Regions from separate parts of the Mus musculus genome. Here regions 2, 3, 4 and 5 are each linked to region 1. The links are chromatin loops, found by intact Hi-C in ENCODE. Cell type or tissue: left cerebral cortex. All regions are shown on one strand. Each heading gives the region's core, and the rest is flanking DNA. Links, peaks and the distances in the headings are about the cores only. Region 1 has its middle 22 kb from the start of Gm45992. Region 2 has its middle 21 kb from the start of Gm22934. Region 3 has its middle 19 kb from the start of Gm36817. Region 4 holds the start of Gm22934 (a small nucleolar RNA gene). Region 5 holds the start of Mex3b (mex3 RNA binding family member B).

Region 1 (6,371 bases), core at 780-5,779:
AAAACCTTCTCATGGCTTCCACAAACTGAAGAAGGTGGGCTATGGCTGCACTCATTTTGCAAGGCTGGGTAAGGACAATAAAAGAAAGTTGCAGAGCCACATCCCTAATGAACGTAAATCCGAGAGTCAAAGCCATCAAGGAAATTCTAGCACACGGAATCTACTATTAGAGTAAATGCATCGTGCACTATAACCACGCGTAAGGCGTGAGAATGAACAGACAGGCAGAAGTCAGGAAATACAATGTGCCACACTGACCAAAGGAAGGGATGACAGCCACATTGCCCCCTCAAGAGATGCACAAAAAGCATCTGACACATCAGCACACTTCCATTATAAAAAAACTCTTAATAAATTAGGTGTGAAAGGAATAGACCTCAACAGTAAATAAGCCCTTTATGATGTCAGCCTTTTGGGGTTTTTCTTCGTTGATTTTTGTTTGGTTTGGTTTGGTTTTAATGGTTCCAACAATTTGAGAAACATCAGTCACCTATACCCACAACCCTAACCTCTCTCTTAGGATTTGTCACCAGCTGTTTCTGTCTTTTCCTCTAAAGTGAAATATTCCCTGAGTGAAGTATGGAGGTTTCCAGACTCAGGAAACTCATGAAACTTACAGGACTTCCTCCTTCCAAATGCTACTATCAGTAGGCAATTTCTGAGAGACAGCAGAGTCTTCGGTGGAACTGCCTTCAAGCTGTGTGGGAAGCTCCGTGGACGCAGCTGAGTCCTCACCCATGCTGAGGGGGGCTCTGGGTGGCTTAGCTGCCTTTGAGTTGCTGTACCTCTTTAAGGAACCCTTCAGCCACTTTCCTACAAACAAGCCAGTAACCCACCAACTTACACTTGGGACCAGTTGTCTTTCCATGGTCAGTCTTTATCTAGCATGAGTAAGCTGTTTGTTCGCATCTCCCCAAGAAAAGTCACACAATGACTATTTTTGCAGAATAGCTTTTAATTTGGATTTCTGCAAAATGCTCATTATTACACTGTAGTGAGAGAGTTTTGAGTAAAGTCATAGAAATGGTGGCAATTTTTTTGTCCCATTTTATCGGGTTCTGATGTCTAGCAAGGTGGCACAACAGTGTCCACAATAACCTTTGTCAGCTTCCTTTTCTTGCTTTGCCTCCTGTATCCATACCCTAGTCTCTGGGGGGCAGTAACCCCTATAGCTCATAGGTGTTTGATGGGAAGCTGTGGTCCACCTCCTCAAAGGTGAAGCACGCACCAAAACTATTTGGAATTACTGGAAATTTGTCTAATCTTTTCCATTTAGTTTACTCATTCCATCATCTGTGAGTTCACCAGTGTTCGTTTGATTCTCTTGGTTACAGCCTAAGGACAGCTTATTCTCCCTTTGTATTTATTGTTATAGCTTCACTGCTGAGAGCTCTGTCAGTTGGGTAAGTGGTCTTGTGACTACTTCCCAACCCGCTTCGGTAAGATTGCTGAAAGGACCCAGATATGGCTGTCTCTTGTGAGACTATGCCAGGGTCTGGCAAACACAGAAGTGGATGCTCACAGTCAGCTATTGGATGGATCACAAGGCCCCCAGTGGAGGAGCTAGAGAAAGTACCCAAGGAGCTGAAGGGATCTGCAATCCTATAGGTGGAACAACAATATGAACTAACCAGTACCCCCCGGAACTCGTGTCTCTAGCTGCATATGAGTCAGAAGATGGCCTAGTCAGCCATCAGTGGAAAGAAAGGCCCATTGGTCATGCAAACTTTATCTGCCTCAGTACAGGGGAACGCCAGGGCCAAGAAGTGGGAGTGAGTGGGTGGGGGAGTGGGTGGGGGAGCATGTGGGGTACTTTTGGGATAGCATTGGAAATATAAATGAAATAAATACCCAATAAAAAAAATTCTTTTCTAGCCAGAAGATAGGCCAGACCCTCTCAAAACATACAGCAAACTAGAGGCAATAGTCAGCTCTGCAGCGAGGACCCACAGAGAACCAGGGAGAACCGAGCAGCAGACTGGATTTCTCACTCCATCCCAGGCCTCACTGACTTCTCAGATATAGAAGCATTTTCTCAGATCATGAGATGCCTGGAGGCAAAGAAAACAAGTCTGAAGCTAATGCAGATAGCAGGACATGTTGAAATTACAAAGTTAAACAAACTTGGCTTTCAGAAGATGGCAGGCTGGTAATTAATTCACATAGGACTTGGAGTTCCGGTTTGTTTCTCTCTTCTGCAGATCTGGGTTTGTTTTGGTGGAGAAGTATGTAAGTAATAATTTTATGTCGCCTCCCCCAGCGACAGAGCTAGGTCACATGACTCAAAAGTTTTACCAAAAGCAGCACTTTTATTCTGTAAAGTTGCCAAGGCAACACCAGCTGCTTATGACATCATGTGACTGAGGGGACACAGACTGATTTTAGAAGCCTAAAATTATCGCTCAATCTGCTCACCAAAATTCTGAAGCAGCCAAGACAGCCTGAGCCCAAGGAAAAGCTCCAGAGATGCTGCTCAGTGGGAAGGGCGATGGCGATGAGTGATGCATTGTTCTCTGAAGTCTGGTACCACAGCCTCAAATCACATCGGAAAAGCATGCTCACTGTCCACATATGCCGAGCATGTGGAACACATCTGCCAACCTGGTTTCCATTAAAGTGTCTCCGTCATCAACATGGACGGAAGTCGTTCTAATAAATGGACTGAAAAAATCAAAATCTATTTTTACTTATGTCAAATTTATATCTCAAATCATCCTAAAGACATACTACAGATAAAAACTGAGAATAATCCATTTCTACCCTAATACAGTATTACAGAGTAGCTGGAGGTACTTTAAGACTCTGTGTGTGTGTGTGTGTGTGTGTGTGCAGCATGTATCTCTGAGCACCACATGTGGGCCTGGTGCCTACAGAGGCCGGAAGAGACTGTTGGATCTCCTGGAACTGCAGTCACAGAGGGTTCTTAAGAGCCATGTGAATGAATGCAAAGAATCAAACCCTGAACTGTATTTTTATGGAGTAAGCAGTCTATGGATTCTGTTGAATGTCTACATTTTAGAGGTTTTTAGAGAGAAGTAATTGGACAGATAAATCCATGAGAACAGTGAACTAATTTTCAGTTACATTCAGGCATCAAAAACAGCCAAGTAGCAACAACCTCACAGCACCCCCTCCTACGAACCAAGAACATCAGAATAAAAGGAAGCCTTTCACCGACGAAACTCAACAATTTGCCATTTATTGTCCATGGTTCACTTTTTTTATTCTCAAAAATATCCACTTTTACATTAAGATAGTTTTGTTCAAATATCTGCTTGTAGTAATGAGAAATATTGTCCCTGAGGAATAATTTCCAGTGTATAAACATTTCTCAAATGGAAAGACTTTTGAGTTCCTTGTAACTAGTTTTGCAAATAAGAAATGAAGCACCCACTATGTGCAGGATAGTACACTGGGTTCTACACTGATTATGAGGTACATTAAGATGTCTCCTCCATCCAAGGCAAAATGGGGGTGTGGGTGGGATTTGGAGGAGGAAGGTGGTGGCCAGTACGTACCTGTGACTCAGTCACTGACAAGGTACAGTAGCCCACTCTGTGAGTATGGGCAGGAGAAAGAATTTGGGGACCTTCCTCTGAAATGTCACCAGAGAACTAGAATTACTCATTCAGATGCAGTTTAATCCGAATCAAAGTATCTACACCTGAGATATAAATCTCATCTCTACCAGTTCTAATTTTGGAACATCCTGTAGGAAAGAACAACGAATTTACCCTAAGTTACACCATTTTACTGTCCTGTTTTTCTCATCAGAAGTGACCAGGAACTAAAATAAGGAAAGGTAAACTGAGGCTTGTGGAGATGCCCTGCTCTGCTGGAGAAGTAAGAAAAGACCAGAGGGACAGTCTCAGGGCCATGTGTCCCCATCTCCTGATTATGACTATAGATCCCTAGCTTTGCTCCACCCAGTTATGACTGACAGAACCCAATCTGTCACCAGATTTGTCACTGTGAATTCCAGTCATATTCCTCCCAAATGCCTTCCGGCCTGTGCAGACTTCAGCAAATACAAACCCTTCCCACCATCGCAAGGACTCATCTTCTGAGGACCTCAAGTGCTCACCTGGGAGAGCTCCCATCAGCTCCAAGAATTTACTGTTTGTAGCAAACATCATCTTGAAGACAGAGCCCTGACCCACAGGCTCTGTGAAAGGAAAGGAACCCAACTCCCATAAATGCCAGTTAACAGCCATGGTTTCCTGTGGACCTGCTCTAACCCCACTTCCTGCTTCTTGTTTTCTTACTTCCCTGACTCTGCTGAGCACCCCATCCCTACCCAACCAACTCCTAACAACAGGAATTGTACTGAGCTCATTCTACATTCCTTTCCCTAGAAGAGCAGTGCACTGTAGAGTAAAATATGTCCTTATGCTCGTCCCCCTGTCGGGGTTCATTTCCTTACACTGATGAGCTTCCGATTCCCCGCCTCCTCCTTGAGGCATCCTCAGAACACTCTAGCAGCTTTAATGTGGCATTTGTAAACCTCCGTTAGCAAATCTTTAGCTCTCACACCACTTTCCTAATAGAACCTTTAGTCTACAAATTGTCTTCTCGTAAGACATACACAAAAACAGGTGTGCTTCGTGCTTCAGTTTCACACTGAGACTGGATCTACCTCAAGATCATCGCCGTTTGGTATGAAGGGATAAACGAAGTGAACCAACTGTTAATTGTCACTGGAAGCAAACATTCCGCATAATCTGTTTGGAATAAAACAGATTTATGACTGAAGGGACCATGGTCCCCAGAGAGGCCCTGGAAATGCTGAGCAGTCCTAGTGCATTATTTAGCAACAGCGTTGAGAATCCAGGTTGTACACCTCTTGAGCAGGTGGTGAACAGATTTTTTTTTCTTTAGGAAACAAAGCTATAATGTAATGTGGATATAAGTGTTTAGATAAAATAAAAGTGTCTCTCTTGGGGATTTTCTGATTGACAAATATACTAAAATATTTTGGCTAAAACATGAAAAGTTCTGGCCCATACCATGAAAAACTTTTTATTCAAATCATCTCCAGTAATGGTCAATGTGGCTGTTTGCAGACAGAATTGAAATTTTAAGCCTTAATTGTATATTAAAGTCATTCATCCAATTTGCCTATTTTCTTTTTTTTTAAGATCCATTTATTCATTATATGTAAGTAGAGTGTAGCTGTCCTGCGACACACCAGAAGAGGGTATCAGATCCAATTACAGATAGTTGTGAGCCACCCACCGTGTGGTTGTTGGGATTTGAACTCAGGACCTCTGGAAGAGCAGTCAGTGCTCTTAACCACTGAGTCATCTCTCCAGCCCCAAAAGTGTGATGAGGAAAGGGTGAGGAGCAGAGGATGAAAAAAAAAAATGTGTAGCCTAGGCTGACCTCAAACTCGTGATCCTCCTGCCTCTGCCTCCTTCAGCAAATTCTACCGGCATGCACCACCACAGCCGGCCAATTGCCTGTTTTCATTAGGAATTCTATGTGAAACTTGGAGCTGCCAGAGCCTCGGGGTTAAATTTTTCATGGTAAGATGGTTTCCCTCAGTGCACACATAGGCCATGGATTAGTCAGGAGTCTGCTGCACCCATAAGTTTGTATATTAGTCAGGCTTCTCTACTGGACAGAACTAAGAGAACTGTGTGTCATAAAGGAGGACTCACTAGAGTGACTCAAAACTATCGTCCAAGGGGTCCAACCATGGCTATATCCTTACAGAAAGACCAAGAACCCTGTAGTTGTTCAATCCCTGAGTCTAGATGTTTCAGCTACTCTTCAGTCTATGTTGGAATAACAAAGAAGTAGGTTCTAATACCAGCAAAGGAATGAGTGTCTCAGCTTCAGGATAGACAAACTTGCTAGAGAGAATGAGGATAAACAGGCAAAAAGCAAAAGTGTCTTTCTTCCTTGTTCTTTGATGTGGGCTGCCACCAGATTTAGGAAGGGTCTTTCTACCTCAAATAATCCGATTATGAAAAATCCCTCACAGGCGTGCCCAGATGCGTGGGTTTTAGTTGAGTCCTGATGTAGTCAACTTAACAACCAAGATTACCCCTCACAGGTTGCCATGGATAGAAACTTCAGAAACCCAGGGTCGTGGTGGATCCCAACTGTGTCCATTAACCAGTGCCATGTATGTGGTAGGGAAAAGGTACGTTTTTGTCCATGAATAGAATACTCATGGAAGAAATATATACAAATCCCACTGGTTTCCTGACAGTAAATGGTAAAAAGTATAATCATTGGGCAAGAGAAGACAAGCCCAGTATGAGATGGATAAGGAAAGGTCTAGAGCTGTGGTTCTCAACCTGTGGGTTGTGACCCCCACAGGAGATCATGCATAAGATATTCTGAATATCAGATATTTACATTAC
Region 2 (6,371 bases), core at 521-5,520, 93 kb before region 1:
TTAGAAGAGAAGTCAGAAGTCCACTCTGGGCCTGGTAAGATGGCTTAGTGGCTAAAGACACTTGCTGTCCAACAATCTAAGCCTGACAACCTGAGTTCAATTCCCTTGACTCACTTAAAGGTGGGAGGAGAGAACTGATTGCACATTCTCTGACCTCCACATATTCACCATGACACTCATGCCTAATTAATAATAATAATAATAATAATAATAATTTCAAGAAATTCCGCTTAAGGAGTGTTAGGCTCAGGGTTTTCCAAGGACACACTCACTGCTGGCATTATGGTTTCTGATTGACAAAATGGCAAGAATACAAGATGACAATATGAGAGTCCCAGAGATAAATTAACTCTCTGACTCCAGGTTCATTCTTCACTTTGAACATGAGATGCCTACACTACAAGAGATATGCAGCTGCTCTGAGATGCCGTGGTACCTGTGGGCATCTTTCATCTGACACTGAGTACATTCATATGGAGTCAGGGCCTGAGAACTTGACCACTGGGTTCCAGGTCTATCACAGTAATCCAGGATATCACAGTAATCATGACAATGACATTATAAGTAATCATTATTTTTCACACCTGTTTATCACTGTAAATCTATTCTAATAAACTTGTGTTATCTTTCTAGGCTATCAAAATATCGATAGAGGTATTTTTGATAAATAAGTTTACAAAAAAGAGAAATAAATGGCTTGTTTCTCTTTTATTGCTTTACCAGTTGTGCTATTTGGCAAATAATAATGTTTGGGAGAGAATATAAGAGTGAAGGAATGAGTGTCAAGATGGAGGAGGGTCTGGGTGGTCATCCGAATGTGAGGAAGGGAATGAGGGCAAAGAAAGAGAGCATTTTTAAAACTATTGACAATCTATAGGTAATCTCTCACCTCAAAGTAAAAAGTAGTATGTGTGTGTGTCTGTCTGTCTGTATGTATGTATGTATGTATGTCTGTGTGTACGTCTGTGTGTATGTCTGTCAGTGTGTCCCTGTCTATTTGTGTACGTATCTGTGTGTATGTCTATGTGTAAGTATGTCTGTGTGTCTGTGAGTGTCTGTGTTTATGTGCCTCTGTGTGTGGGGTGTGTGGGCATGGGTGTAGTTGCATGTGTAGGCTTACATACGGAAATCGGATGTTAACCTTGGGTTTTGTTCTCTTTGGCTTTTGAGTCAGGAGTTTCTCACTGACCAGGAAGGAGTTCAACAAGTACGTCAAGATGTCTGGCTACTGAGCCTCCTGAATCTGCCCGTCTCCACCTCCAGGGCCAGGATTGTAAGCACATGCCATCACATCCAGTGTTCCCATTTTTGTATGCACTCTGGGAACTTCATTTGGGTCCTCATATTTGTATGACAATCACTTCAGTGATTGGACTATCTCAACAGCTGGGGGCACTGGGCTTTGTTTTATGGTTTTTACTTCATCATTATTTTATTTTGTATATGTGGGTGTTTGGCCTGCATTAGTATCTGTGCAGCACATGTGTTCAGTGCCCTGGGAGTCCAGATTGAGGCAGGTGTCAGATACCTTAGAAGTGGAGTTGCAGATGGTTCTGAACCACCATATGGGTTCTGAGAGTTAAACCCAGGTCCTCTGTAGAAGCATCTAGTGATCTTAACAGCTGAGCCATCCCTCCAGCCCTAACTGCCATCTTGTAACAAAGTTGTATTGAAGACAGCTTCTGCGATCACCCAGTGCAGTGTCCACTTCATACTAATAGAAGCTTAAATTTACCAAGAGAAATTGAAAAATAAATGAAGCTTTCCCTGTCCCCTGCCATTTCTCCCTCATATCTTCTCTTGCTTGTACCTTCGTATGCAGATGCTCACACAACATTCATTGCAGAGTGATTCCCTGGCTCCCTTGACCTGTGGGATTTGGGCAGAAATACTTTGCCAATTGCTCAGATGCAGCCGGGTCCTGGCTCTGCTAGGATCCATGCTCCATCCATGTGGAGATTTGTGTCTTTCTCAACCTTTCCTGTCAGCAACAGAGCCTCCCAGTGCCCTCCTTAGCTGCATCTCCAAGTAGAGTGTGAAGGAGAAGATCTGACACCTGCTTCCTGCCAGAGTCTGCTGCGTCGTTCTCATCCCCTGCAACCTAAAATTAGATGACATCTCCAGGAAGATGTTCATCCCAAGAAAAGCAGTCTACTTAGCAACACGGGCCCAGCTCTGCAGCAGCTACTCTTGGGAAGAAGGGACTGAGGAAGGTTGCCTTGGGAAATAGACTGACATCCATCCCTAAAGGGGATTTGAGGCCCTTTGCTCCATGCAGTCCCCCACCCCCACCCTATCCACAGCTCCACACAGAGCCTATGAGCTTCTAACTCCAGGTTACACCTCTGTGTTCACATCAGTATGAAATGTTACATACCTGGGGCCAGGTAGTACCTCTCCTCTAATTAGACATAGACATTGATTATAACTCCATCCGAAATATCCCTTCTCTGACCCACATAAACGATACATATAGGTGTGTTTGTGAATATGCACTTTCAGATATAGCTATACATATATATATAGAAATACAGTTGAACAGACTGAAGAAACTAGCGGAGTTAGTCTCATTTGCTTGATATTTTTGGTTTTTTTGGTTTTTGTGGGGTTTTTGTTTTGTTTTGTTTTGTTTTCTGGGGGGTTGTTGTTGTTATTGTTGTTTTCTAATCAAAATGCATTTTTGAAAGCTGCATTCAGTTCCTATTAAGGGATGCTTTCATACCTTTTATAGTGGAACAACTATATTTAACATCACCATTCACTCTAACTAGTAATTGGATTTTATAAGGTATGAGGCTTTTAAAGCTACCCTGAGTCTCACAATCTTCTCTCTGCTGTTAATGAGCCATGTTGACTGAGCGTGAGGCACACACACACTGGCTGAGGCTCCCCAGGCACCTGGGCTCTCCCGTTGCAGCTCTGCTGGTGGCAGCCAAGGCCTGCACAGGGCCTTGGTTAATTTTCATAGCCAAGGGAGGAAGGAAGCGATTCCTTTTTCGAAAAAAAAAAAATACATAAGTGATCTGAGGGAATTTGCACATTGGCTTTTTAAAGAATTCAAATTTGGGTTTTAAATATAATGACTGCAGAGGAGAGAGAGGAAGCCACACGTCCAAAAACACACTATTCTGCTGGAAGCTACTTCAGCTTTTAGAGAAGGGGGCTTTTGCAATATTCATTGAAATTATTCATGACGCCGTCCATCTCATCCTGTTTCTGTGGCTACAAATAAGAATTTATCCAATGTCAAAGGCCTTTCAAAGAAGCTAGAATGACACCCTAATTGTGTTGGGGATAAAAAGGTAAAAGCAAACAACAAAAGCCCCCCGAGAATCCTACTGTGAGCTGTGAGAGCTCGCTCATCCACAGGCTGGCAGGTCACTAACGCCCTCCCAGTTGCCTTTCACAGGGGATCCAAGAGTTAATGCAAAATGCATCAGAATACATCTTCTGGATTCTGGGAAGACAGTGGGAAGAAAGAGCCAGGAACCTGCCTTTCCTCCCTGAGAACAGGCTCACTGGCAGAGCCTGTCTGCTGTGACCACAGAAAACTGGAGTCTGTCAAGACTGCGCATCTTCCAGAGGAAGGCACACCCAGCAAACTGCAGTTAGGCTCCATCCATCTCTGCTCTTGGTCACTCATTTCACACCCTCCAGTGCTGCAGGCCACATGTCTCTGGAACAGCTGCCATGCAGCCTTGAGAAGCAGTGATAAGTGATCGAGAACCTGCCTTCCAAGCCTTGTGCTCTGAGCACTGATGTCTGTTTCACAGCATGGAGGTGAAGATGCTTAGGTGAGTGACCATGTCACACACTTGCAGAAAGATGGACTTAATGTTTCCTTTTTCCTGTCTTTATCTTTCCCCTTTAGATGTCAGACATCCAGACTGAGACTCATAAAAACAAGCCAGATTCAGAAAGATATTGTTCCTCATATGGTGTCTCCCACATATGGAGTCTGGATTTATACACCACACACATACCCACACAGAGAGAGAGAGAGAGAGGGAGAGGGAGAGGGAGAGGGAGAGGGAGAGGGAGAGGGAGAGGGAGAGGGAGAGGGAGAGGGAGAGGGAGAGGGAGAGGGAGAGGGAGAGGGAGAGGGAGAGGGAGAGGGAGAGGGAGAGGGAGAGGGAGAGGGAGAGGGAGAGGGAGAGGGAGAGGAAGGGAGAGGGAGGAAGAGGGAGGGGGGTGGGGGAAGGAAGGACATGAAAGCAGAAAGGAACTGTGAGAGGGGAGGGGAAGGCATAAAAGGAAGACCAAAAAAGAGGCTAACATGAAAGAAGAGAAAAAGGGTCACCTTCATATATAAATACAGATTAAATAAGTGTGTGTGTGTGTGTGTGTGTGTGTGTGTGTGTGTGTGTGTGTGTGTGTGTTTTAATGGAACCCACTATTTTCATACTAACTTAAAATAATTAAAAAGCAAGTACAAGAGAACAGAGGAAGTCACTAAACATCTGAGTACCTGATCAACATGAAGCTCACCAATTAGCACAGAGAGAGTCTTTAATGGTAAAAGTCAAATCAAGTTAAAAACATTCCCGGACTAGGGGAAGGATTTGACTTCTGAAGTTACCAAATTCTTAAGTCAAAACAGTCATTTTTTTCCCAATAATGACAACCAAAAAATCAAAATGCATTTTTAAAAAAACAAACAAAACAACCTTTTCCAAAGAAAGCCTAGTGGTTAAATGACTTACTGACTACAAAACACGTTCAATAAGCGTCTTTAAAATGCACAAAAGCCTAAATGATGCCCTGTAAGATGTCAGGAAAGTAATTCATACAGAGAAAGAAAAAGAAAGCTGGAAATGGAACATCCTAAAACTGAAGTACAGAGTTTGCTGGAGTGATTCAAAGGAAAACTTGAGCGAACACAAGGAAGAATCAGGAGACCTGAGGAAGAGAGCAGTGGGTGAGTCTGAGAGAAAGGTAGAGATGGGGCGAGGCGTAGCGAGGATAGGGTGGAGCTGCAACAGAAGCCTTGTAGATGTCTCAGAAAGAGAAAACAAAGAAGAGTGAACAGAAAGATTGCTTAAAGACACAGTGGCTGGAGACGCCTCAGATGTAATGAGGGACCTGCGTGTAAGAGCTCAACCAACAGGAGAGGGAAGACTTCAGAGAACCTACATTAGGACATACAGTAGTCAGGTTGTCAAGAGACTGAGAAAACCTCAGAGGTAGCAAGAGAGAACCACAGTCATGGTCGTCAGTAGAGGTATAAGCAGGTTCCTCAGCAGCGGTACGTGAGTCCAGAGGTGATGGGTTTGTGTATTAAAAGAATAAAAGACCAAAAAAAAAATACAATCAGTATATCAGTATATAGGGCAAAAGTGAGAAGTTGTACTACTCATAATAAGCAAAGACTATGGTCTTCAGTACCACTAACCCTGCCAGTGTAACCATGTAACTAAAATGATTGCTCAAAGGAGTTCTATGTCACGCCTAAAGAGCAGAGAGCAATTCACTGATAGATTAAGAAAGACTTAAGTAAAGAGGTTTTATAAAGTTAGTATCACAGTAATTTGTAACTGTGGTTTTTTTTCCCCTTTTCAACATGGTTGAAGAGATGAAAACATTAAACAATTATTAATCTAGAGTCCAATGGTAGTGGGCCCTTGATTTGAAATCCCACTTCATGATTCTAGAGAACTTGAGACACCGGTGCATTTTAAGAGTAGTTATTAATTTATGGTTTGGGACACATTATGTTTAAAGATGTCATTTTGCATTCTAGAAATGACATTGTGACATTAATGATTGAGAAGAGCAGTGGTGGAACTGAAGGACACCAGCCACACAAGGGTGGAGATGTGCTTTCTCAATCCAGATGTGCTTGACTTGAAGACTCAAGTGCTGAGCGGTCAATGATCACCAAAAGCCAAGCAGAGACAGTGGCTCTCAAGTAACTTGCCTTGTTTATATCTGTGATGGTTAAAGACATGATGAACACAGATAAGCAAAGTTAAAAACAAGCTCCAGAAAAGAAAATCAAAGACAGGTGGGAATTTGGGAGCAAATCAAAGAAATTCCTGATAGTGAAAAAGATTCCAAGAACGGCTAGGAGGGGGAAACTCAGCCATGCTATATGGGTTTTTATACAACTTCTGGCTAAAAGTGGACAAAAACTGAGATGATTATTATTGAGATTGGTTGCTTCCCCAGGTGTTTCGTGTGTAGAGCCAGGGTAGGAGTGACCAACACACTCCTGGCCCCACCATGGAAAGGAACACACTCTGCCCACCGTTGGCTTAATAAAAGGGTAGCCATGCATTAAACCCTCTATCTGTCCATCTCTGACTAGCTTTGCTGTTGGCCTCTGCTCACCCTGCTGTTCTCCAACCTTGTTTGGCTGGTGTCCTGCAGCC
Region 3 (6,371 bases), core at 891-5,890, 130 kb before region 1:
CAATGCTTGCTCATCAATACCGCCACTTTTTATTAGCATAAGTCAATTGTGCAAAATAATGAGTCTATGATATTATTGTCATTTGTTGCATTGAACATGCACCAGAAGTTTTACAACATTTTCATGTTGCTTTATGGGTCATAATATTCAACTGATTAAAGGTACCATGATGTTTTAGCCATTTCTTCATTATGCTACATTTCAAATGTCCTTTACACCTATGTAAAAAATGATTAATCCTTGAGTTAGATGATTCAGTGAGGGCCTGGAATATCAAAAGCTTCAAGACCTGACTCAGTGCCTATCCCTGATACGATTTCTAAGAAGATTCTCCTGCCATCTTACAACAATGCTAATGTCATTGGGTCAATAGAAATGGAAAGTCCCAATTTGGCTTTTATGAAAATCTCATATTTGTGCACAAATGTTAGCGCAAATTGCTATATTGCAAGGAAAAATAGAAAATAGTGGTATCTAGGCAGCAGAGTATCAAGGAAGAGGCTATTAAACTGGCTGAATATTTTCTCAATTGTTTACCCTGGGTTTTTTTTTTCCAGACATGATCTCAATAACGCAAAAACCAAATGGTTTTAATCATTAGGTAAAAATAATTATGAACTAAGGCTTTCAGCCATCCTTATGGGTGGAACATGGATGTCTGATCAATGAATGTGAACGTCAATCAGGAAAGCATAAGCTTGACGTGACCACAAATGAAGAGCTAAAAGCCACAGTAGAAGATGGTTACAGACAGATCTGTAGTCACTGCAGGATCTGGCGAGGAACTGGAAACCAAGAGGATTGAAGGGAGTTACCCAGCTAATCAGCTAGTAGAGGACACAAGCAGGCAGCTGTACAAGGGACAGTCACCCATACAGTCTTTCACCCAACACCACCACTGAAAAGACAGTGACCTTCTAGAAATAACTGATCCTTTGGCCTATACCCACCTGACATATGTATCCTGATGGGATACAGCTGTGTCTACATTCAGAAAAGCAGTGAGCCCTTAGCTTACTAGAATATGAGAATAATACACAGTGGAGTTCTGCCCTGCCTATAGGAGGGAGGCATAGGAGATCATGGAGTGGCAGCCAGTCTGACCTTGGTGTAAGCTAGCTCAGAAGCACTCTTCTCAAGAACAGTCCCTTCACCTCCCTGAATTGGACACTGTCTACTTTCACGCAGGTAGGAGTTACAGAGGCTTGCTCTACAACAGACCAGAGGCCTCTATGGAACACTTGTCCCACAAAGACAGCCAGTGCTCTTGACCATTCAGTGGTCCACAGTTTCACTGACAAATTCATCTGTCAGTCTGTTCTCATATGGCCTGTGAACTAAGATTTTTTTCACATATTTTTAATATTTTTTTACACTTTGCATATGTGTGTGTATGCATGCGAACATGAGCTCATAAACACATGGGCATGTGCACCACAGTGTATGTGTGGCCGTCAGAGGACAACTTTCAGGAGCTGACTCTGTTCTTCTAGTATGTAGGTCCTAGGGACTCAAACTCAGAACATGAGGTTTGGTGGCCAGCAGCTTAACCAGCTGAGTCATCTCAAAGACCCTGAGTTTTGCATTTGTTTAAGGTTGGGGTAAAAAAAATAAGACATAAGGACTTGCAGAAGAAACTTTACAGCCTGCACAGCCCCACATTCCTTCTCTCTGGCCCTCTACAGAGAAGGTTCTACCAACCACAGCCTAGATTGCAATTAGCACTCAACCGTGAGCATTGTTTTTAAGGCTGTGACTTGTGTTTAGGACGCTAACATTTTTGCCTTTTCTCAAAACCAAGGCTGGGCCTGGGGCAGCAGAGAGCATAATCTAGAATACAGGAGGCCAGAATTTCAGTCCACAAGAGGAGACTGCATTATATGGGTGGAATGTGAAGACACCACAGCCGGATGAGGAACACGGCTTTCAGGATCAACAAGGTCAAACTCTGATTCTCGGCCTCTCCATCATTGGGAGTGAGAGACTTTGGACAACTTGATGTAGTTCCAGGAGACAAATTTTTCTCTGTAAGAGAGGAAGCCATAATAAACTCAAAAGGTTGTGGTGAGGATTCAGTGCAAGTATACATATATTGCATAAACTGGTTTGGGTTTTTTGTTTTTGTAATTTATGGAGAGTTCTGTGCAGTTTTTACTCGTTAGACCTGCGTTGAAATGTCATTGAGAGTGACAAGAAGTCTGTCCGCACCCGTCTCCAGACCACTCACTGGCGATGGCTTCCTGTCTTTTGAATGAGTGTTTCTTGAGAATGCCCCCATGCTATTGCCCTCTAACCAGTGGTCCTCAACCTTCCTAATGCTGTGACCCTTTAATACGGTCCCCCAGGTTGTGGTGAACCCCCAACCATAAAATTATTTTCTTTGCTACTTCATAACTGTAATTTTGCGGCTGAGCAGTGACTCAGTTCCTAAGACCGTCAGAAATGTGTGTTTGCCTGCCGATGGCCGTCACCAACGGGTTGAGACGTGCTATCTCAGACACACTGAAGATGCTTCAGGAAAGGGGGCAGGGAAGAAGCATGAGACATGAATTACTTGTATTAGCCCTGCTTGCTGCCTCATCTAGTCACGTGACAAGTGATCTGTCTCCCCACAGGCTCGGGCCAGGCTGTAAGCGATAGCATGTGTGCATAGATATTTTTAAATCCTCTAGAAGACTTGGCAGGATACTCTGAAGACAGCTATTCAGACCCCTTTTTCTTCCACCTCCACCATCTGCCGCATGTGTACTTCAGCCTCAAAGTCGAAAGATGGAGAGTCAGTCCATTCTAAGCATTAGGTTTATATTTTGAGCAGGAAGAATGAGGAGAGAAGTGTTAAGACTCAAGAGCTTCTATCTTTAAAACAAACCCAAGTCACAGCCTCATGAGCCAGCTCCTGGACTCTAACACGATCAGTACTGTGCTAGAGTCAAGCAGACCGTTCCCTGCTCCTAATTGGTACTGAAAAACCCATATATTGCATTGAAGCAGATACTGGAGGACCCTGAAACATGAAGGACAGAGAGAGAAGCTAGGGACTGTGGGTTTTCTTTTGATCACATGGGCCATAGATATGAAGCTGAAAGAGTTGGCAGGAGAAATGCCAAGTGTGGGCAGAAAGCACCCACTTAAGTCAGTCCTCTCGAAATCCCAGAGACAGTCTCAGCTCTACTTCACCTAATATCACCAAAGGAGCAAAGTCCCTTCCCAACTCATATCAGCAAAGGCTGAGTGGAGAGCCTACTTATGGATCCTCAGGATTCAATGACAACCCTTACACACACACACACACACACACACACACACACACACTCACTACACATCTCAAGATTCAGTGCCACCCCGTGCACACACACACACACACACACACATACATACTCACTACACATCTCAGGATTCAGTGACACCCCTTGTACACACACTCACTTACACATCTCAGAATGGTATCACACTGATACCCCTTGCACACACACTCACTTACACATCTCAGAATGGTATCACACTGATACCCCTTGCACACACACTCACTAACACATCTCAGGGTTCAGTGCCATCCCTTGCACACACACACACACACTCACTTACACATCTCAGGATCAAGTGCCACCCCGTGCACACACACTCACTTACACATCTCAGAATGGTGTCACACTGGTACCCCTTGCACACACACTTACTTACACATCTCAGGATTCAGTGCCCTCTTGCACACACACTCACTAACACATATCAGGATTCAGTGCCATCCCTTGCACACACACACACACACACACACACACACACACACACTCACTCACTCACTAACACATCTCAGAATGGCATCACACTGGGCTACACAGGGAGTCTTAACCTCCACCCCTGCCAGTTGCTGCTGATCTTAATCCATACACATGAATAAAGACATCACAGGGAGGAACTCCACCTTTTCATAGGAGGGACCAGAAGCTCTTTGCTGGTGTCGTGAGGGTCATCCTCTGAACAAGGATGCCTACCTTCCCCAGGCTGCAGGAGAGCGCATTCACCCATCAACCTTTTCTAACACAGCAGGGCTTTAAAAATAATAATAATAAAACAAAACAATAACTAACAAACAAGCAAACAAACAGACAGACTAACAAACATACCAAGGTCTTCTGGGTTCTTATCATATGAAAATATCCAGGATTCAAACGAAAACCACATGCCTATCCAGAACCAAGAATATATCAAAAATGAATGTGAAAAGGGATCATTATATTCAAATACTGGGATGCAAGAGATGCTCTCAAAGTCTGAAAAGAGCTTAAGAAAATGATTTTTTAACACTTCAGTAAACAGTTATGTCAGTATATTCTTGAAACAAATGGAAAACAGCCTGAGTAACAGAAATAAAATGCCAGCACAATGCATCTAAGTAGCCAGCACTAGGTTATGGGCCATCTAATCTAAGAAAATATCATAGCTTTGGGCAGCTCAGGGAAGGCAAGGCAAAGACCTGGTTCTGGGGATAACTAACTAATGGTGCCCCCTAAGGAGCAACTTACAAAATGTTATTTTATTTTGATTTATTGAACCTTAGCTTTAGATATGTGAGTGAGTGAGTGAGTGTGTGTGTGTGTGTGTGTGTGTGTGTGTGTGTGTGTGTGTGTGTGTGTGGCTATCTTTCTGTCTTTGTGTGTTTGTGGTACATGGTGTGTATGTGTGAGCTTGCACACCAATGTACACATATGCTACTACATGAACACGGAGGTCAGAGGAAAGCACTGGGGGCCATCCTTTGCCTTTTACCCTGTTTGAGGCAGGGTCTCTTTGTTGTTCATTATTGCAGGTACCAGGAAGCAGGCCTTCAACCTATCAAGGGTTTTCCTGTCTCATCTTATCTCTCATAGGATTGCTAGAATTACAGATAGACACCACCACTCCATGCTTTATGGGGGTTCTGGGGATTTGAACTCAGCTCCTCAAGCTCGTGTGCCCAACACTTTATCCACTGAGCCATCTACCTAGTACATAGCCTTAGGTTCTCTAAACATCTTCTGATCCAGCTCTGCAGACTTTGTGGTAGAAGCCTGTGTGGCCTCTGATTGTGAAAATAGGCAAGAAGAAAATGAATGATGACTTAGAGTTGAGTGGTAACTAATAATTATTTTTAGATATAATATTTTAAAGAATGCTTTGATAATTTTATATATCCATACAACATATTTTAATCTTACTCACTCTCCACTCTTCCTAACTCCTCTGAGATTCACCTGCTTCTCTCATCCTCCCAACTTTATAGTCTCTGTTAGTTTTTAATAACCCTCCTAGTTCAGTTTGGGCTATCTATAAACTCATGAGTGCAAAGCCATCTACTGGAGCAAGGTCAACCAGGGAACATACTCTTAAAGGAAACTATGTCTCCCTTTGACAAGAAGCCATCAACAGCATCTCAGCTGGGAGAGTCAAGGAACTCAACATCTTGCTATGTGTCCAAAAAGCACTTTTTTCACTCTGGCTCTTCCTAACCTCTGGCTCTTACAATCATTCTGAAGTTCCCCTCTTCTACAACAACTCTAAGACTTGGGAGAAGGTGTGATATAACTGTCCCACTTGTAGTCAAACAATCCACAGATACTTATTCTCTGATAAGCCAGTTGTGAGACTCCTGCATCAACTGTAGTCTTCTACACAAAGAAACTTCTTGTTGTTGTTGTTGTTGTTGTTGTTGTTGTTGTTGTTTGGAGGGTCATATGATTAAACATTTATTTTAGTGACCTTGTAAGGCAACAATACTTAGCAACTCAGCAAAACACTGAAGAAATGGACAAACACATTCTTCCAAGAGCTTGTTATATTCAGTAAGTTAGATTGTGGCAAACCACTTTCAATGTGATCTGAGAGCTTTCCCTTATTTTCCTCCACTCAAATAACATTATGTCTCTCTAGCAAAGTAGTGGTAGGCTTACCTTTGGGACCTCTGAGCAACACAGCTACTGGCTCTTATCACTTATAATACCAGGCAAGTGTTTCCTTCTGTGGAGAGGTCCTTAAGCTCAAACAGACCAGAAAGCAATTGGTTGTCCCAATAAAAGGTCTGCCACTATTGCACACATGAGCACATCTTGCCACCCTGTGAGTAGTAATTATTGAGCAAGATTTCTGTAAGAAAAAAAGGTTGAAAACCAGAGTACTTTCACTTTCAAACTGACTTCAATCATTGTTTTTTAATAAATTATAAGATTTAATATTTCATAGGAAGGGAGCTGAGGAGTTGTATCACTTTGTAAAATGCTTGCCATGCAAGCATGAAGGTTTAAGTTTGAATTCCCAGCATGAATGTAAAAAACACCCAGGCATAGCCACTGGTGCCTATAATGACAGTGCAAAGGAAGGGGAGGAAAGAGCACTTC
Region 4 (6,371 bases), core at 970-5,969, 70 kb before region 1:
TAAGAATGTAAGGGTTGAGGCTTACTAGTGATGTGTTTGTGTGTCAAGTTGACAAGGGGTCAATTGTACTGGCTAGTTTTGTGTCAACTTGACACAGCTGGGGTTATCACAGAGAAAGGAGCTTCAGTTGAGGAAATGCCTCCATGAGATCCAACTCTAAGGCATTTTCTCAATTAGTGATCAAGGGGGAAAGGCCCCTTGTGGGTGGGACCATCTCTGGGCTGGTAGTCTTGGGTTCTATAAGAGAGCAGGCTGAGCAAGCCAGGGGAGGCAAGCCAGTAAAGAACATCCCTCCATGGCCTCTGCATCCGCTCCTGCTTTCTGACCTGCTTGAGTTCCAGTCCTGACTTCCTTGGTGATGAACAGCAGTATGGAAGTGTAAGCCAAATAAACCCTTTCCTCCCCAACTTGCTTCTTGGTCATGATGTTTGTGCAGGAATAGAAACCCTGACTAAGACAGGTGGCAAGGGACAAGAGAGAGGAATCTCTCCCTCACTCATGTCACCACATGGCAAACAAGTGACAGGGCAGCTCTCCCATGCTCATGTCCTCAGAGTAGGCTCACCCATGCTTCTGCCACCAGGGTCAGCTCTACTGTGCTGCCCAGGTGAAACACAGGGCCCACTCTCCCAAGTGCTGCAGCTAGTGAGAGGCAGGGCCACCACTCCCATGCTTATACCCTCAGGGCCAGCTCACCTCTCAGCTCTAGCTTTATTGTGCATCCTGGGTAATATGTGGGGCCACTCTCCAGAGTACTACGGCTAGCTAGGGTCAAGGCCAGCTCTCCTGCTCTTGGGACCCCAGGGTCAGATCTCCTAGGATGCTTAGGCAAGGGCGGAACCAGTTCTGTCCAGCCCTCAGACCTCAACATGTCCCTGGGCAGCATCCCAGACCAGGGATGTCCACCTGACCTTTGGTGGTAACAGACCCCTGCTGCTGCAGGGCCACTGACCCAAATGTGACCCCAGGTGGCATCATCGGCTACTCACATCAGGCTGTTCCTCACTGCCTCAAGTCTCCAGTTCTGCCTCTCTTTGTTGTGTTCGCATCCTTCTCTTACTCTCTCATCTCTCTACCACATATTTGTTCCTCTTAGTGCTGCCAGGGGTCTCTGAGTATCTGGGGTCATCTCAGGAGTGGTGTCAGGAGTGCTATGTCCCATCTGTGCATTATGGAGCCAGAGAGGAGTCATCTCAGGTATGGTCTGCCCCCTCCCCCAGACCTGAGTGACACTGCTGGTCATCTCAGACTAGCTTCCTGTCCAGGTCCCATGGTGTTGAACTGGTGGCTATCTTGGGCTTGCTCCTCATCTGGACCGCCCTTGTTGTCCCATGCAGGGGTCATCTGTCTAAGGCTAACTCCCACAAAGGTCCCTCAGTCCCAGGTGGGTTTCTAGTCTCCAGCTCACTCCGCATTCTGAGAGCCTGTCTGGGCCTGAATGGAACTGGACTGGTGGTTATCTCAGGCTCAGTTTTTTTCAGGGGTTGTTAGACTACTTATCATTCAGATGTTCACAGATTAGAGAACTAAGCATAGAAATAACCTCTCTCCTCTCTGCCACCTACTGACACACATGTAACACAGCAGCCACACCCGCAACACCTCTAGGGACAGACATCCAGCAACATCTTCTACACAACAAAACTTGTTATGAACCATGACATTTGAATTTCACATTCACATATCATTGCTCTTATGTTGTAGGCAACTCATCTGCACTGCTGGCTTGGATGGACTGAGAATTTCCTAGGAGACACACCTCTGGCAAGTTTGTAAGGGTGTTTCCCAACAGGTTTAACTGAAGAGGTACAGCTCACTCTGAACGAGTGTCGTTTCTTGGGCTGAAATCCTTTAGTGAGTACCAGAGGATCAGGGAGCCAGCTCGAGTCAGCATTTATCTGTTGCAGTTACCTGACTGATGATGTGATATGACTGGCTGTCTCATGCCCCTGCCTCCATGCCTTCCCTGCAATGGTTGTTGGACTGGATCCTTAAACTGTGAGCCAGAATAAATCAATCCTTCCTTAAGTACTTTTCTCATAGTTTTCACACAGCAAGCAGGCAGATCTGGCTCACGGAACATTGTTTTCAAGTCTCTGGTTAAACTATGAAGTTTAAAAGAAAAAGAAACAATCAATTTACCTGCCAACAGACAAAGACAGAAGTAGAATTTGACATAAAAACAACTGAAATTACACAGTGGAGAAAATGAATAGATTCACACATCAGCATCAGCAGAATGCCAAAGGGAAACCATTACTGTAAGAAATATGGCACCCATGGGTCACTGAGGTGGTTCAGCGGGTCAAGGCTCTGCCTGAGAGCCTGACAACCCGAGTTTCATCCTAGGGACGCACGGAGTGGAAGCAGAGATCTGATTTCAGGGAGTGGCCCTCTGACCTCCACATGTGCCCTATGACTGGAGCGCGCGCACACACACACACTACATGAAATGTAGTTTGAGACAAAAGTCAAAAGTGTTGGAGGGTATAGTTTTCAAGTCTTCTGAGAAGCATCCATCAAGGTGCAATTAAGTGTTTAGGAATTTTATTTAGAGAAAATAGCTTTGTGGGAGATGGTAGCAGAACTGGACAAACTCTAGAAGAGCCTCAGTTTGCATGTGGGCTGACAGCTGGAACAGAGACAGGAAAGCTCAGGCCGAATCAGGATAGGTTACAGTACATTCTAGGAAAGGTGACCCTTGCCCCGAGGTGTGTCCACAGAAGATTTGCCTAAGAAACACATCAGCCTTCATGTTCTCACCTCCGCCAGTCAGTGCCAGCGAACAGCGTGTGGTACAAACATCTATTCATTTCAGAGTTTGGCTCCTGAGCTCTTGGTCTATTGCCCCCGTGTTGATGGACGCCTGGAAGTCTCGTGGTCTCACAACCACATACAGAATGTATCCAGTCAGCAAGCTCTAAAACGGGTGAAATAGAACTGTTTTATTTTGTGGGTTATACAGAGGCATTGAAACATAAAGATAAGCCAGAAATGGATAATAAACATGAACGTGGGATCATGGATTACTCCATGGGGATGGGTGGGGTAAAAACTTGATATATTTTACACCAGAGCTCAGCACGGTGGAGTGCTGGAAATATCTGCCTCAGCTGGAGGGAGGGTCCGTGGGTGTACATTTTATGATTCACCAAGCTGCTCACATATGTCTTATGTATTTTTGTATGTGTGACGTATCACCCAACAATGTTTATTGAAAAATTCTTTTTGCATACTTATGGAGTGGTGTGTGAGAATACTTAGTTATATCCCAAGAATAGTGGCCACATGCATAGGAAAACAGAAAGCTACCTGGGTAAAGCAACCTAGCTGAAACTTGGTAAATCCAAGTTTTGTTTGTTTGGGGTTTTTTGTTTTTGTTTTTGTTTTTGTTTGTTTGTTTTTCTCTATTCATTCCCATAGATGTCTCTAGAGTAGTCTGGAATTCTTCAGGGTCTTGTGGGAAAATATTCTTTTAATTGATGTCAGTCAACAGAACTCAACCATCACCACTCAAAGGGTCCTCAAAGAGCAGGTTTTCCATCTTTCCCTCATCTCTGTGGACATGGCCAGCCCCGTGAATCTGCTATCTTCTTGCTTGATACTCACAGGTGTAATGAGTCTATCAAAGGCATATCTGTTTTCCTTAATAATTCAGACCTGTGTTATTCTGTTCCGTTATTATTCTGTTCTGATATTATTCTCATCAGAAGCTCAGATGTGTGTGCTCCACTAATTCTGCTTTATGGTCCTACTAAGTTCACATGAGATTATTAGCACTCAGAGGCCTGGCACTGGATGGCAGCAACAGCTAGAATCTAACTGGAAACAGAAACCAAGAGAAAAGCTTGATGGTGTCAAGACAGATTTCCCATTCTTGGTTCATTATTATTTATCAGTAATTGAATTTAAATTTTAAGAAATGCCATTTTTACTACCAAGAATATTTTCTTTTGATCCAAGGACATGTCATGAGATGTTTCTAATAATAAGTCACTATTGCATTCCTGGAATGTTCTAAACCTGGTTATGAATTTAACCCAGCTTCAAGAAGGCTGGTCTCAATTTGCCAGAGTATGACCAAGACTTGCTTATTTTCATAACTCAACTTGGATGACTATTTTTGCAGTCTGGGTGTAGAATCCAGGCCTCATATATGCAAAGTGGTTGTTCTACTGTGGAAATAGACTGGTAGTATTAGAGAGAGAGTACATCAATTCTATTGCTAAGGATCTTAGTAAATAAAAAAGGAAAGTTCCCATATATTTCTTTGTTCTCTTTCCTGTATATTTAATAAATAAAACCACCACACAGACCCCTGTGTCCTTTCTTAAATGCCAGTTTTGACATAGATGGAAAGAGAGCTTCAGTTTTTCAATCTTGTTTGGTTCTTCTCTTCTGAATTGTGGAAGTCTTTCTCAATTTGATTCAAGATTGCAAGATACAATTTCAACTTAGTTTATTTGATTGAAATCCATAATGTTATTACCCAAATTCTTTGTATTCTTAGTTTGGGCTGGTTAATCTTTCTAAGATGTAGGGCTATTGAGCTAAAGTTCTTCTTTTCCAGATTATAATCTACTCTTCTTGAGGTCATTATGTAATAATCTTTTATTGTCAAGAGAATAACATTAGAGTTGACATGTTATTTATTGAATAAATATTTTTTCCAGTCCACACTGTAATTGTAATGATTATCAAATTGAATTAAAATATACCTATATCAAATTTCATGTTTATGCCTTTAATTTTAATTGCACATCACTACAAAAGTGTTTTATTTGTAATTTTTAAATGATTTGTTTGGATGTTAACCCAATATTTTGGTTTTTCTTATTTTATTTGGTTTTATTTATTCTATACCTTTTAAAAACGGTTATTACTTCTTTTCTCTATGTTTTAGATGATGTGCCTTTTAGAAACAATCTATACTGAGAATGTATTTACTGGACTTTTTAACCCCAAAGTAAAGTTAATTATTTTTATTTAAGTAACATGACTTATTTGTGTTCACTGTCATGAATACTGTGAATTTACTGATGCCTGTTTCATGGTGTGAAGTCCCAGGAGACATTTTTCCTGTTTTCTTAGACTTCATACCATGTTGCTGATGTTATTTTCTGTAATGATATGACCATTGGCTGACTTTGAACTTTATGCCTATGAACATTCTTGAATTTTAAATGTAAGCCTCAAAAAGTCTATTTTAAAAAAAAAGGATTTATTTATTTATTTATTTAATGTGTACAAGTGTTCTGTTTTCATGCACACCAGAAGAGGGCATCAAATTCTATTACAGATGGTTGTGAGCCACCATGTGGTTGCTGGGAATTGAACTCAGAACCTCTGGAAGGGCAGCCAGTGCTCTTAACCACTGAGCTATCTCTCTAGCCTTCAAAAAGTCTTATGTGTTAGTTTTATCATTAAAGTTTGAAAACAGGATTCTGAAACATCAAAACTCAAAGCTAAAATGTCTAGAGCAGGCCTGTGGTCAGGGGACATACTTAGTTCCTGCACCTCTGCTCCTGCCTTCACTGTTTTGTCTCTTGTCAGTATGACTCAGCATAGTCAAAACTCTAGTTTAACAGAAGTGTCCATTGTACACTGTCATGTTAGATGCACTTTGTTTTAAGAGCATATGGAAATAATTATATTTAACTACTTAATATTCCCAGTCTTTTCTTGAGCAGTACTACAACCCTACTTCTGTCTCTTCTAATTCATTTCTTAGACAACTTAATTGTTTTATTGGATAATGTTTCTGAGAGAGAGTTCCAAAGGTTTTACTGTTGCTGTTGTTATTGTTGTTGTTATTGCCGATGTTATCTTTATATCCTTTGGGCTCTTTTGTTTTATCTGTCCATCTCCCAAAGCAGATAAGAAAAGAGCAAAGGTTCACCGATAAGCCTTTTGCTGCTATGAGATTAGATAGCTCCCCAGGGAAAGGAGCCTGCTGAGAAGGCTGACAACCTGAATTCAGTCCCTAGGTCTCACATGATAGAAGGAAAGAACCATTCCTAAAAGTTGTTCTCTGACCTCCACATGCACACTGTGGCATAGTACCTGCTTGCTCACACATGCATGCCTATAGACAAAGATAGGTGACAAATAGATATATCATAGATAGATAGACTGATAAACGATAGGTAGATAGATAGATAGATAGATAGATAGATAGATAGATAGATAGATAGATAGATTGGCAGATAAACAGATGTAATAAAATTATTTTTAAAACAAGATTGGACATGACAAAAAGATTTATCTTTCAAAAAAGTGGTTTATGGTCACCCTGATCCCATCAAAGCATTGAACTGAAGAGGTGTAGTGTCAAGCTTACGCTAAATAAAATAAACATCTATAGAATTTGC
Region 5 (6,371 bases), core at 592-5,591, 57 kb after region 1:
AAAGCTGAGTGCAGGGCTGGGAGGGCTATAGTCCGCCAGGCGTGAAGTAGCAGCTGCGCTGCCGCTGGTCCCACCACCGAAGTAAGAGTCTGTGGATGCGCTGCCAAGCGAGCTGGAGCTGTCGTTGCGATAGCTGGAGAAGGGCTTGCGGCCAGGTGTAGGAGTGATGCTTGGGGTGGGCTTGCTCCAGAGGCTGCCCGGCCCGGACCCGCCGGACCCGTGATGCAGATCAAAGCCCACGTCTGTGCCATTGGCATGGAAGTCGTTCTCGTCTGTCAGCTCGATGATGCCACCGGTGCGCAGCGCGATGTGAGCTTCGATCTCCTCTCTAGCGCGATCCACGTTCTCTGGCATGCCAGTCACCTCGAAAACTGGCTCCTTGTCTCGGCTGGGTGTCACAATATATGTATGTGTCTGCTGTTGAATGCGCTTGATCGTGGCGCCCTTTGGACCCACCACGAGCCCTACCACGCGGTATGGCACCCTCACTTGGATAGTGGTCTGTCCCGGCAGGTTGGGCGGTCCGGGCACAGCTCCGTTGAGAGCCGTGTTCTTGTTACGAGAGGCTCGGATCATGGAGAAGTGCTCTGCGGCAGAGATGATCTCCCTCCGAGCCATAGCCACATCCTCCTTCCTGCCCGTCACAACAAAGACAGGCTCCTCCCCGCGAACTGGGGTCTTGATGTAAGTGTTGGTCTTCGCCCTCAAAGCTTTGATTTTACAACCTGGAAGCCAGGGTTCAAGGGAGGGAGTAGGAGAAATAGAGAAAGAGACACGCCCATTATCCCAGGATAACCGCGGAGACCCGGGACAGCCCGCGCCCAAGGCAGCTGGGCAGCAGAACACGCGACCAGAGAAAGGGGGCGTCTCCCTCGCTGACCCCGAACCGCGCTAGGAGCTGGACCGCCGGTTCTGTCCTCGAAACGCTCGAGGAATAAATAGCCCATTGGCTGCCTGGCCCTCCCCCGGTAACTGCAGTCGTCCCAAGCAAAGCGCAGAACCCCAGAAAAGTCATCTAGGGGGATGCTGCTGGTATCCAACTGAGCACACTGATTGCCTTGAAGACCAGGGGCTCCCGGGAAGCCGCGATCCCTAGACTCTGGAGGACTAGGGGTGGGGTTAAGAGAATGGCAGTCCTGGGACCCATTGTTCCTTCCCTGGACTCTATTCCATTCCGCTTTGCAGAAATCCCGAATCCTCATCCCTTCGGACGACCCCCCCCCATACTGCCCCCTCCCAAAGGACCACCAGAGGTCCCCTCCCCCAGTATATTATATTTTAAACATCTTTCCTAGAGTGGACTAAGTCTGGAGCACTAGAGGAAAAGGCAGTGATTTTAGCAGGAGAAAGTGCATCCCGCCGCGGCACTGGCGCCGCTGTGGAAGACAGCCTGCCTGCACTTTCTTTGTCTAGTGCGCCGGCCCATCGCGCGGCTCTTCCTCCCTCCCCAAGGCTCCCCCGCGCCACAGCTCCCGTTCCTGCACCCGCCCTCACAGTGAGGCGGTGGCGGAGATCCTACACACCCCTCCGGTCCCCATCCCTGCCGGACCCACCTTGCCTCCCTACGATCTCCGCGACGTGTTCGGAACTGGGTACCGGCACGCACTCGGTCATGTTCACGCTCTTCTTGCGCGGTTCGCTGTCGTACAAAGAGGCGCCCTCATCACTGTCCAGTCCCAACAGGGAGAGCTGATCGAGCGCAAGCTGCAGGGCTCTTTGGTCATCCAGAGTCTCTCCCCCGCCGCTGCCACCGCCGCCTCCCCCGCCGCCGCCTCCCCCGCCGCCGCCGCTGCCGTTGCGCTCCAGGTCTGCAAACAGCGAGCTGGGCATCGCTCCGCCGTGCGCGCCGCGCCCCAGCCGGCTCTCTGCTCGGCAGCTAGAAGGTGCAGCCACAAAGGCAGCCGGGAAGCCGGCAGTCAGGGGCGGGGAGGCCGGTCGGCTGCGGAGGGCTCCGTGGCTCGTTTTTCGGCGCTCGGAGGAGTGGGTCTCTGCGTGCAATCCGCACCGGGCAGTGGCTGCAAGAGCCCCCGCCTGGGTCCCCACCCCAGATCTGCTGGCGGTTGGGGTGGGGGCAGAGCTCGAGCGGCGGCCGCGCGTGCCCCCCGAGTGCCCGGCTGGCTGGCCACAATGCCGAGCGCAAAGCGAACAGGCGAGCGACAGCAGCGTTTCTTTAAGGAGCCCCTCCCCGGCTCCTCCACTCCCTCCCTCCCTCCCTCCCGCCCGCCCTCACTCAGCGCTTTTTCCTCCTCTCCTACCCGCCTCTTGACTGAGCCTCTGCAGCCAGACGGCTCCGGAGGGGGACGAGGGAGGCGCAACGTCACCGGCGGGAGCTGACACTACAATGCTACTGACACTATCGCTGGGGGAGGCGATTGGCGCGCGCCAGGCCGGGGGCGGGCGGAGGCCGGGGCTGAGAGAGCGGAGCCAGCGCCACCCCCATCGAGCTCGCCGCAGCCCGCCCCGGCCTCCTCCCGGCCGCGCCCCTCCCCCGCCGCCGCCGCGAACGCCTCTCTTTGTTGTCTAATGCGGGACCGGCTGGCTCGGGACATTTATATGTACCTATCAGCCGAGGACAACCACTGTCCTCAAGTCTCTTTCCTCTCCAGGTTGAGAAGAAAAGGCGCCCAACTGTGATGCCAGCCGCCAAGCTCCAAAGAGCGGTCCTTCTAAAGTCCCGTTACTGCCCCCAAATAAAGCATCCCTGGAGCCGACGCGACCACTAGGTGGACGGTATACTGTACAAGGTATCTGTACCACAGGGCGGCCCAACCCTGGGACGCGGAACCAAAGGCTCGAGATCCTGGGCCCCATTGGTATTGTGACTGCTGGGCGCGAGCTGCCCACCTGCGCGGGAGCGCACGCCACACAAAAGACACGCCCGCCCACACTGCCACTCGCGCGCGCGCTCACATTTCCGTCCCCTTGGGTAGCACTTTGCCCAAGTGGCCCTGAAAGAACGAATGCCAAAACCAGAAACCGGTTGCAGAAAGGGCCCGACCCGCACCGCTGCAGGTGACCTCTAGGGTCCCGCACATGCCTGGCGCGCGGACTGAGACCCCGCGGGCTCCCACACGCGCACGAGCGCCGCGCGCCCACTGCCGGGACGCCAGCCCTACACTGCCCGGGAACAGTGAGGGCGTGCGCGCCCGCCGCTCCCAGGCCCGCCCCTCCCTGCGGTCAGGCATGCGCAGTGCCTGAGAGGAGCCCAGAGCGCGCCGGCCCCGCCCTCCGCCCAGCCCGGCCCCGCCGGGAGGTGTGTGGTCGGGCCTGGCGCTCTTTGTGCGCTTCTCGGGTTGGGGGAGGCGGCGGAGGAAGGGTGCGACAGGACTAGCGGGCGGCCAAGGCGAACTGCGCCCCCTCCTGGCTTCTCCACCGATAGCCTCCGAGCGCAAGCGAAAAGAAAGGAGGTTTTGAGGGGCGGGCCGGGGCGGGGTTCGGGCCTCGGCGCATCTCCCTCCTGCGAGAGGAGGACGCCCCTTCCCTGCTCAAAGCGCATCCGCTTCTCCGTCCTTTGTTCCCGGAGCCCGCCTGTTTATCCGCGCCCCTGCGCCCTGCAGGCTAGTAGTCCAGGCTTTCCCTAATCCTGTTAAGGTCTGCCGGGAGAGACGCCTCCTGGTGATTCCGAGGCGACTTGTGTACACCGCAGACTGGTTTACTGGAGAACCCCTTCCCCGCTGGGGGCGACCCTGGGGACCTGGGGCAGATCTGAGGGACCCAGAAAAAAGGGATCACCCCGCACCTCGGCTTTTATCCACAATACCTCCCCTGCCCAATGCCTGGGTGGTTAAAAGTGACAATGGTTGGCAGTGCACTTGGGAGCGGACTGTTCTGCCAGCGCCTGCACTTCCAAGCGTGCGAAGGTGATCCCAAGCTCCAAACTCACCTGGAGCTGTCTCGGGGCAGAGGTGCTGATTATTTCCCTAGGGAAATGAGGCTGAGGTGCGGCTTTACTGTGGCTATTTCCTCAGGATGTTTACGTCAGCTTCCCCAAGCTGGCTGTGTTTTTCTTCAAAGAATCAGTTCTATAAGGGGCGGGAGTGGACGGGGTGGGGGTGGGGGTAAGAAAATGGTGGTGCAGAGAGAGTTCGCTGACCAGTAGAGAATTCCTGCTTATGAACTCGGAGTCAAATTGGTTTGTGAATGAGGAAGGAGTGCACTTGAGGACCCTAAACTAGGTACTGGAGCAAAAGCGCCCTGCCTAGAAAGAGTAATGAAAGAGCATTCATGACGGCAAGAAGCAAAAGAGAGCCTGGCCGCGAGGCCCCTGCCTGTCATCTGAGAGGGTGAGGGAGGGCAGGGATTTCAACCAATTCCAGGACAGCCTGGGCTATATAGTGAGTTTTGGACCAGTCTGGGTTACAACGTGATATCCTGATTTTTAAACGTTAACAAAAGAGGCAGTTCTGAAAAGCCCGTTTTCACCTTGCAAGCACAACATGTTAGCTTCCTTTTGGGGTCCACTGCTGTTCCTTTAAAACGAACACGAAACTGATTGTGTACGTGTAACTGGGATGGAGGGTCCCTCAGGAAACTTGCTGCAGGGAGCTTGCCCATAGATTTTTTGCAAGCCTGCCATAACTCTATTCCCCCTGGAACCTGCTTGTAATAAGATTTCAGATGAGTTGCTCCTGAAAATTTGGAGGATTTGGCTCTTCAGGAAGTCCCTGGGGACCCTGTCTCATTAGCAGGAAGGTGAATGCAATGCTTCACCAAGGTGACATGTTTAATGTCACTCTTCCCTGCTGGATGAAAGCAGGAACGGCACCTGCTTATAACTATGAAAGGTGGATGAAATCACACATTTTGCCCCACATGAAAGAAAGGTGGAAACTCTGACCTTAGCAATTCATGACCATCTAGACAGGTCCAGGTAGGTCCAGACAAAGAGCCTGTTTGGTGAAAGCTGTGAAAATCAGTGTTCTGAAGACACTGTATTGAATACATCCCTGAGAGCGTTGCACGATGATTGATGTGCTAGAAATTATGTCTGACAACGCCAGACTCCATTTCCAGCTGGACTTTTTGTGTCTGTGCCGACTATGAAAAGGCCAGTACCCATCTTCCGGTGGGCTGTCTTAACCGGAGACCAGGACAAAGGGAACTCATGTATGTGTGGATGACAAGCTGCTGGCTGGTGCCTTCCTACCAGCCACCACCCTTCTCTGCTTGCATGCAATGGAGCATCTGGAATGCTTTCAGACCCTTGAATATATTTCTAGAAATAATTCTAGAAATAATAATTTCTAGAAATAATTTAATAATAAAAAAATGAAATAATTTCATTTTCAATTAATGTCTTATAAGACACCATACAACTTGCAAGGCCTGCTTCTGGTTTTAAATACATACCCTAATCCCATAGTTTCTGTTTGTTTGTTTGTTTTGTTTTGTTTTGTTTAGATTGTTCCAGGCTCCTATTGGACCCAAGAGCTTAACTATTTTCCTGATACAGGACCCCATACCCCCAAGGGCTTTTTCATGCAGCCATATTATGTTTATTATTATAAGAGAAGAGTGTGCAGAAAATGGGCCGTCAAGGAGCATTTCAGCTGCTATAAATTATGAAAGGTTCAAGTTATCTCCTGAAAGCAAACAGTAACACAGCCTGTTTTCCTTTCCAGAGGTCTGCAAAGCTGTTTTGCACACATCTTGCAGACTGAATACATGGCAGGAGGAATTCAAATCTCCACGTGAAAGAAAGCTAGCTCACTTCAATCCGTGTGCCTGAGCTCGAGTAAAGCATTGGTACAAAAATGATTGAGATGGTGAGGGAAAGGACTCTTCCCCGAGCCATTGTTCATATGGAAACCAGTTACACAGAGGGGCTAATGTGCAAAGGGTAATCCACCCAGCGTCCTGGCAGGACCTCGCAGACGAGGTAAGTGTGCTGTGCTTCAGTGAAGGAGGTGCAAGAATTTATACAGATCAGAGCTTTACAGCATGTAGCATCTACTTAGGAACTCAATACCTGCTTATTAGATGAATGAGGGAGCCAGGCAGAATAGCCCTGAAGGCATAATTTCCTTAAGTACACACATGAATAATTCAGTCTCTAGGAAACAGTTCAAATGACTCCAGCCACAACAACATGACTTTGAGCGATGTTGGTAATCACAGATAATATTTATTACACACGTATGATGTGCCAGGCAGTTTATAAATGCTTTCCAACATAATGTAAGGTTTAATTTTCATAATTGCCTTGAGTCAAAGACTGTCCTTGTACCCACTTTACAGATGAAAAGTAGCTAAGTCCCTGATCCCAACCGAGGCAGATTTACCTCCAAGTCTAGGAAGCTTTAATTCAGGGGCTCTTACCTAACACAGTACCCCCAAGACACTGGGGAAAGTCCTAACAATTTCCTCATCAG

The links. Hi-C counts contacts between places; a loop is a spot of excess contacts. Peaks named below come from ENCODE experiments on the same cell type or tissue, not always from the same donor. Only the 100,000 strongest peaks of a DNase experiment are listed, where the experiment ranks them.
Region 2: a loop joins it to region 1, with 8 times the contacts of the local background. A loop is called at or near these places in 4 of 42 quality-filtered maps.
Region 3: it touches region 1 in a loop (10-fold over the local background); 3 of 42 quality-filtered maps call a loop at or near these places.
Region 4: it touches region 1 in a loop (9-fold over the local background); 3 of 42 quality-filtered maps call a loop at or near these places.
Region 5: a loop joins it to region 1, with 8 times the contacts of the local background. A loop is called at or near these places in 5 of 42 quality-filtered maps.

The regions. Positions count from the first base shown.
Region 1 is chr7:82,919,907-82,926,277 of GRCm38, reverse strand. No RefSeq gene overlaps it. Among named protein-coding and RNA genes, the nearest start is that of Gm45992, 22 kb to the left of the region's middle. In left cerebral cortex, for the core only: no CTCF peak of the experiment used is centred there; DNase peaks (open chromatin) are centred at 2,358 and 2,874; H3K27ac peaks cover 2,513 bases.
Region 2 is chr7:83,012,478-83,018,848 of GRCm38, reverse strand. No RefSeq gene overlaps it. Among named protein-coding and RNA genes, the nearest start is that of Gm22934, 21 kb to the right of the region's middle. In left cerebral cortex, for the core only: a CTCF peak has its summit at 2,945; DNase peaks (open chromatin) are centred at 2,942, 3,616, 3,878, 5,007 and 1 more place; H3K27ac peaks cover 2,634 bases.
Region 3 is chr7:83,052,991-83,059,361 of GRCm38, reverse strand. No RefSeq gene overlaps it. Among named protein-coding and RNA genes, the nearest start is that of Gm36817, 19 kb to the right of the region's middle. In left cerebral cortex, for the core only: no CTCF peak of the experiment used is centred there; DNase peaks (open chromatin) are centred at 2,730 and 3,046; H3K27ac peaks cover 934 bases.
Region 4 is chr7:82,990,079-82,996,449 of GRCm38, reverse strand. It overlaps Gm22934 (a small nucleolar RNA gene), which reads right to left and starts at 1,615; the gene lies at 1,484-1,615. In left cerebral cortex, for the core only: no CTCF peak of the experiment used is centred there; DNase peaks (open chromatin) are centred at 1,800 and 3,106.
Region 5 is chr7:82,863,110-82,869,480 of GRCm38, reverse strand. It overlaps Mex3b (mex3 RNA binding family member B), which reads right to left and starts at 2,148. Exons shown (of 2, transcript NM_175366.3): 1 at 1,554-2,148; 2 at 1-725. The coding sequence starts at 1,830. Gm36584 (a long non-coding RNA gene) reads left to right here and starts at 2,185. Exons shown (of 5, transcript XR_003946820.1): 1 at 2,185-3,939; 2 at 5,622-5,878. In left cerebral cortex, for the core only: CTCF peaks have their summits at 2,720 and 3,359 (motif pointing left); DNase peaks (open chromatin) are centred at 3,262, 4,239, 4,621, 4,949 and 4 more places; H3K4me3 peaks cover 3,878 bases; H3K27ac peaks cover 3,537 bases.